2 separate regions of the Homo sapiens genome follow, and region 1 is linked to region 2. Evidence: chromatin contacts called from ENCODE Hi-C data. All regions are on one chromosome and are shown on one strand. The core of a region is the stretch at or near the end of the contact, and the rest is flanking DNA. Distances in the headings are between cores, read along the strand shown.

Region 1 (3,338 bases), core at 568-3,067, 340 kb after region 2:
TGATGTCCTTACATTAATGGCAGCTCCATTTTTTGCCATTTTTTGAGCGCTAATGATGTATTAGGTGCCACACACACTGCTCTGTGCGGGGGCTGTCATTGTTTCCCTTTTGGCCTTATAGTACGAATGAGGAAACTAGTCTTGGAGCCCAAAGACTGGGCCTTTACATAAACCTTTCCGGTGTTGTGGCCTAATCTAAGAGAATGTGAAGGGAGACTGTAACAGACTTGGTTAATTATCTATCCAGAATGCAGGGAAAATGGGAGTCAGTGGTATGGCGGTGACAGTTTACTGGATGGAAGGGAGGAAGAAAGGAGGATGGAAGGGAGGAGGAAGAAGAGTAATTTCAACACTCTTTGTATACCAGGCACTTTCTAAGTGTTTTACATGCATGAGGGGGAGTTACGTAAACATGCGCGCGCACACACACACACACACACACACACACACACACACACACACTTACTTTTGCAGAAGAAGAAACTGGGGCTTAGAGTCTGTGTTCTCTTAAGGGGCTATCTGCAGCCCTGATTTGTTGAGGCTGTGCTAGGGGCCTGGGTTTGTGGTCATAGGTCTTTTATGTACATTATCTCATTTAATCCTTACAGCGAGTACTTTTTGCAAAGTGGTACTCTTTTCTTTTTCTTGTTTCTTTTCTTTTTTTTTTTTTTTTTTGAGATGGAGACTTGCTCTATCGCCCAGGCTGGAGTGCAGTGGCGTAATCTCGGCTCACTGCAACCTCTGCCTCCCAGGTTGAAGCGATTCTTCTGTCTCAGCCTCCCGAGTAGCTGAGACTACAGGTGCACACCACCACACCAGGCTAATTTTTGTATTTTTAGTAGAGACAGGATTTCGTCATGTTGGCCAGGCTGGTCTCTAACTCCTGACCTCAGATGATCCGCCTGCCTCGGCCTCCCAAAGTGCTGGGATTACAGGTGTGAGCCACTGCGTCCGGCCTGCAAGACGATATTATTTTCATCATACTGAGGGGGAATAATCACTGAGGCTTGGGGACTTTAACATCACAGACCTTGCGAGGACAGGAGTGAAGGTTTAAACCAAGTCTACCTGGTTCTGGCTGGTGCCTGGCACATAGGAGGCATTTATGACTATTTGCAAATCTGAAAGACACTCTGGCACATCTGAGGAGAATGGGCTTTTAGGACTAAAGGCAGTTTTTGAGCTCATTGGTGCAGTTATTTCCCTGCACACCCCTGCCTCTTCTTGGCTAGGGTAACTGAGAAGCTCTTGTTCCGAGAAGCTCTTGTTCCAAGAATCTGGAGTCCTTGGGAACTTTCCCCTCATGGTGCCCTGTTCCTGCTAGGACTTCAGTGTGGCTTTGTCATGCCTTCCTTCTTCCCCGTCACTTTATCTCTGCAGAGCCACTTGCCTGCCTGGGGGCAGTTCTTGCCACGGGACTTTGGGTGAGGAGGTCTGGCTCAGTGACGTTCTTCCCTGTGGCCCTGGTCACATTCCCCCTGGGTGGCCACAGGCCAGTTCCTGGGAACTGCGTCATTCCTGCTGCCCAAAGTAAGGGCACGTAGTGGAATGACAGGGCATCTGTCTCAAAGCAGAGTTCCTGGAGATTTATGGCAAGAACTGAGCATGGACTCTTAACTCTCCTTCGCCTGAAAGATCACATCCTGCCTGACAGTCTTGGCTGAAGATTCTGGGAAAGAAGCAGCTGCACTTTGGAAACTTGGAATCTTGAATTAGGATGGGGTCAGGAAGGAGATGTGTTGCAGCTTTTGACCCAGGTCAAAGGCTCCTGACACACACAAGTAGATTTTTGGGCTTCTGCCAGAAGGGTTGCACCTCCTGCTTGGCTGGCTCTGCCTCGGGCGTCTGGGGCTGGAGCAGGGAGAGTGTTGCTGATCTTGAGGTTTTCTTTTCTTTTTTCTTTTTAGATGGAATTTCGCTTTTGTTGCCCAGGCTGGGGTGCAATGGTGTGATCTCGGCTCACCACAACCTCCGCCTCCCGGATTCAAGCAATTCTCCTGCTTCAGCCTCCCGAGTAGCTGCGATTACAGGCATGCGCCACCACGCCCAGCTAATTTTGTATTTTTAGTAGAGATGGGGTTTCTCCATGTTGGTCAGGCTGGTCTCAAACTCTTGACCTCAGGTGATCCACCCACCTTGGCCTCCCAAAGTGCTGGGATTACAGGCATGAGCCACCGCGCCTGGCTTAGGTTTTCTTTTCTGGTGATGCCATGAACCATTTGCATTCAACCCCATTCTGTCTGGCAGGTGGCAGGAAGTCCGCGTGGGGGACTGGTTGCAGGCAGGTCTTAGCCAGGAAGCACTGGGCTGGAGGAGCTGCCCTCCATCACCTTGTTAGTTGGGAGGTTTGTCATGGGCAACTCCCTTTTTCTTATCTCCTTTGCTATTCACAGAGGCATGGCTGAGCCCCCCTTGGTGCTGCTGGGCAGGCAGTGTTCTCTGTGAAGCTAACAGGTGTGGTTTGTCACCACAGCATAGTGGTTAGAGGGGAAACAGGGTGTGGAGTTTGGTTCCCTGAAACCATGATGCTCTTCAGATGTTTCCTTCCTTCTTCTCAACTGTACTCTGCTTTCAGTAAAGTGATTGCATGGACATGGATAGCCCCTTCCCCTCTGTAAACCACAGGCATTCCCTGGCAAGAGTGGCAGAGTGATTAATTTTTCAGTGAAAGGAAATCAGAGCATAGGTTGTGTTTCTGCTACGAGTTTTGTCGACACAGGCTGGCCTTTTTATGTTGCCTGGTGACGAGGTTTGGGCCCCGGCTGTGCACTCTTGGTGCACCTTCTGTTCCTTTCCTGACTCAGAGGATGCCCCTGCTTTCCTTCCTTTCTTTTCTACTTCTTCCCCAGCCCTTCCAGTTGTGACTTCTATGAAAATCTACCCTGAAGAATCTGATGAAATTATTCATGCTGAGAAGTAAATGACTGATAAGACTTAGAGATTTATGGTCTCTGGGGCTTCAAGTGGTTCTGACTTACAAACATTCCCATAGCTTGGAATACCCTGCTTCCAACCTGGTGGGACTGCATATTCCCAACTCAGGGTTCATCATGCTGTGGGAACCTCTGCACATGTGAGAGACAGAACTACACCCTTTACACTAAGTGGGAAATGCTTAGAAGTGCAGGCTGTAGGTAGACTTTTCATTTCTACCCAGTGGGATGTCCTTGTGGAGTTTAAGCCAGAAGTAAGATTGGCGGATAGAACATGGGAATACAGAACACCCAGTTAAATTTCAGATTTTTTTTTTTAGGTATAAATTTGTTCTATGCCATATTTGGTACATAAGCTAAAAAAATTGTTTACCTGAAATTCAGATTTAACTGGAAGGCCTATAT
Region 2 (3,575 bases), core at 1,011-3,510:
CAGCAGTCTCTGATCTGTGCAGGGTATTAATACGTCAGGGCTGCGTGTTCTGGGATTTCTCTGGAGGCTGGCAAGGGCTCCTGAACCAGTTGTTTCTGTTCTGCCGGTCTGTAAGGGTTGGAAAGTCCAAGACTTAGGACCCAGTTTCCTTTCTTAGCTGATGTTTTCTGCCAGAACACCATGGGCTGTTACTTGTCTGAGTTGAAAGTGGTTTGCATTTACACCTGTAAATGTATTCATCCTTTTAATTTATGTAAGGTTTTTCTGTATGCAATTCTCGATTCTTTGAAGAGATGACAACAAATTTTGGTTTTCTACTGTTATGTGAGAACAATAGGCCCCAGCAACATGTCATCGTGTAAGGAAAAATAAAAGTGCTGCTGGAAAACAAACAAACAAAAAACATATAACCACGTATGGGAGCTGAGATATCTGTAAATTCTAAAAGTGATCATATCAACAGCTTAATCCTGGCCCCTGGAAAACAAATAGAGACGGAGTGATGCTGTGCAGCTGGCGTGGTTTCAACAAAACCGTGTTAAGTGTTTCCTCTGGGGGCAGATTATTGAAAGGTGAATGCAGGAGAATTCTACAGCCACAGTCTGGGTTTCAGTGTGTCATTTGCCAAATGTCTCAGAATGGTCCGGTGGATAGGGGAGGGAAGCAAGAGGCAGATGACATTTCAGGTGCTGGACTCAGTGCCATGCAGGCAAACATCTCTATCAAGAGAATGCCTGCCCTCTAGGAGATCAGTGTCATCAGGAGGTCTGAGGGCACAGCCTGGGGTTTTTTTACACTGACTTCAGCATAGACATAAATGAGGTGTGTATCATATGTGTGAATGACGTAAAGGTAACTGATACTTGGGATGTCAGTAAAGATCCCTAAATAGCCCAACAGGCTGGAATGATGAAATTTAACAGCATAAATGTGAAGTCTTGCCCTCAGCTTAAATCAATCACCTTTATAATTTATAAGTACAGGATGGCAATGGCAGCATGTGTGTCTGCTCATGTGAAAAGGTGTTTTAGTTGACAGCAAGTGCCTTATACACCCATAATGAGACATGTGGCTGCCAGCAGTTTTCTGGGGACAACATCTAGAATGCGACAGGTGAGAGTTCTCTACCCTGCCCTTATTAGACAGAATCGGGATAGCTGCATACAGTTCTGAGCACAGAGAAAACATGGAAGTCTTCAGTAGAAGGTTTGGAAACTGAGTCTCCTAAGGAACTGTGGAAGGGACTGAGGATACAGCCTGGGGGACAGATGCCAGGGGGATCATGACAGCTGTCCTCAAAGGTGGAGAAGATGGCATGCCGTGATAAGGGACACGGTCCTGCTCCCTTTAGCTCTGACGATAGAATCGTGGTGGCAGTTACGGGGAGGCTGACTGCTGCTCATTGAAAGGAAGACCTGTTCAGAAGTTCCCACCATTGGAACAAACGGACCTGTGAGTCTGAGCCACTGAAGGTGTTCAAGGAGAAACCGTATGTCAGGTTGGGACTAAAGAAAAGTGTCACCCTTGCAAAAGTTGTCTTGGTTGAAAAAAAAGAAGCTGGACCAAGTCTTCAAGTTCCCTTTCAACATCATGTTATACACACATACACACCCCCTGCCCCCAAACACCCCCCCACCCCATACACATAGCCTTTGTATATATATTATAGACTAAAATTTTAAAATGTTGCAATTTTTTAATTGCTGTGGCTGTCCAGGCCATCCCGACCACCCTGCTCTAAGGCAGGGACTGTTTGGGGCAGGACCTGCTGGTTCTGCCCTTTAAGTTCACAGAGAGCAGGAAAGTGTTGCTCACAATGAGTTTACATCCTGTTGAGGCACAGCAGGGCTTCCTCAAGCAGCTGCGCTTGGTCACCCTGCCACCAGAGTTACAGCCCAAACTTCCCTTCGGGTTTGTGTTTTCCAGCAGGGCATTTTCTTAGGCAACCTCTGATATTTCCCTCTTTGCCCCCAGGGGGGCCTCTCCTTTGTCCCCACCCTTCCTGAAGGGAGCAGGAAATTCAGGCCAACCAGGAAGCCTTCACAAAGGCTGGCACTGACCTTCCCTTTGTCAGTTTGGGGTCAGTTCTATCTGGGCGAAGGTCTCAGACTGATCGTAGTCCGACATAGAGACCGGAAACGAGCCTCAAACAGTCTGAAGGGAGCAAACGGCATTCTTGCAGATGCTTACTACTTCAGTGAAGCTTCGAATGACTCAGAGAGGTCATCACGCCCAGTCATCTTCAAATTTTTCTGCACATTAGACTGCACTGGGGAGCCTTAAAACAATCCCAGTGCCAGTCCACACCCCTTCCACACCAATTACAACGGACTCTCCAGGACCCGGGCAGCCATAGTGTTTACCACTTACCTCGTGATTCTTATGTACAACCACACTTGAGAACTGGGGATCTAGTCCTGGGCTTCTCATACTTGCCATGTGAAAGCATCACCTGGGGATCCTGCTGCAATGCACATTCTGATTCAGTAGGTCTGGGGTGCCGCCCAAGATTTTGTATTTCTAACAAGCTCCCAGGGGATGCCGGTCCACGGACCACTCTCTGAGGGGTAAGGCTCCTAATTCAACTGACTAACTCAACTCAGGTTAACTACCTGGATGCTTTTTCAGAGGGTGGTAGGAAGCCTGGGATTACCCAACCACTGATCAAGGGGTAAAGAGCAATCTGCTCTGTATGAGAGAAACTCAGGTTCCGAGGAGCATTCTTGCCTTTTGGGCTGCAGTCATCACTTGCTGTTCATAGATGTCAAGGTTCTGGTTCATGAGCTCCAAGGCCTCTTGGCGGCTGATGAGAGCCAGAGGGTTCAGACTCAGGATGGATGGATGCTCATACACGGCAGCCACATAATATTCAGCCTCGTGATGGTCAGCCACGCTCTCCTCCCCGGTGTGGGCTCCCAGGGCAACCACGTAACAGCCGCAGAGGAAAAGAGCAAGCTTACTTCTGGCTCCAGACATAATGCAGACCACAAATCTGGAATGTAATGGGGCAAGGGGAAAACAGCTGAATAAAGAATCCTGCCAAGAATTTAACGTTTGCAGCTGTGATTTATTAATCCCAGCAATTAAACTCACTCGCAGTGATACTGCGGCTCAAAGAGTTTGTTTCATGTTCCTAATAAAAGAGTATGTGTTTCTCTCCAAACACGTAGCAAGCCACATTTAAAATGGCTCACTGTGTTAATAGTCTGGTTTTAGAACATTTCCAAAACAGACTCAACGTTTGCTATGATTTTCTTACCCAGTGTTCAGCAAGACTGTAGTGCGTCACTACCCACTTTTCTAGCTGTGCACTTAGATTTTAAGCAGTAGTAACTATCCAGATTATTTGACATAATTCTGTGATATATTTCACACTCTACCCTCTGCCCTCTATCCATACTACAGGTCAGCCATCCGTAATGTCTGTGATTGTCATGACCCTAATAACACAGCTTGGCTTTCCTGGCCATCAAAACCTAATGAATTACAATTCTCCCTGCATTTCTTTGGTTAGTAATAAATACTATGGATAACTCTCCCTTTATTCAGCACAAAATTATTTATTTGGTGCCAAG

The links. A loop is a pair of places that touch in the nucleus more often than their neighbours do. Pooled maps may share reads with other maps.
Region 1: a map of endothelial cell of umbilical vein shows a loop between it and region 2 (2.3-fold over the local background). The contact joins two enhancer-like sites. A Hi-C loop is called at or near these places in 1 of 168 maps with a recorded cell type or tissue (endothelial cell of umbilical vein), 1 of 37 single-sample maps with no recorded cell type and 3 of 50 pooled maps.

What each region holds. Positions count from the first base shown.
Region 1 is chr3:15,291,415-15,294,752 of GRCh38, reverse strand. The region is part of intron 3 of SH3BP5 (SH3 domain binding protein 5); the gene reads left to right. Among named protein-coding and RNA genes, the nearest start is that of SH3BP5-AS1, 39 kb to the right of the region's middle. Within about 2 kb of position 1,817, at least 29 of the 41 ENCODE cell types and tissues checked have a DNase peak (open chromatin) inside an H3K27ac peak, as active enhancers do; they include endothelial cell of umbilical vein, where a contact is called at or near this core.
Region 2 is chr3:15,634,841-15,638,415 of GRCh38, reverse strand. BTD (biotinidase) reads right to left here. Exons shown (of 4, transcript NM_001370658.1): 2 at 2,728-2,992. The coding sequence starts at 2,976. Among named protein-coding and RNA genes, the nearest start is that of BTD, 35 kb to the right of the region's middle. Within about 2 kb of position 2,260, at least 25 of the 41 ENCODE cell types and tissues checked have a DNase peak (open chromatin) inside an H3K27ac peak, as active enhancers do; they include endothelial cell of umbilical vein, where a contact is called at or near this core.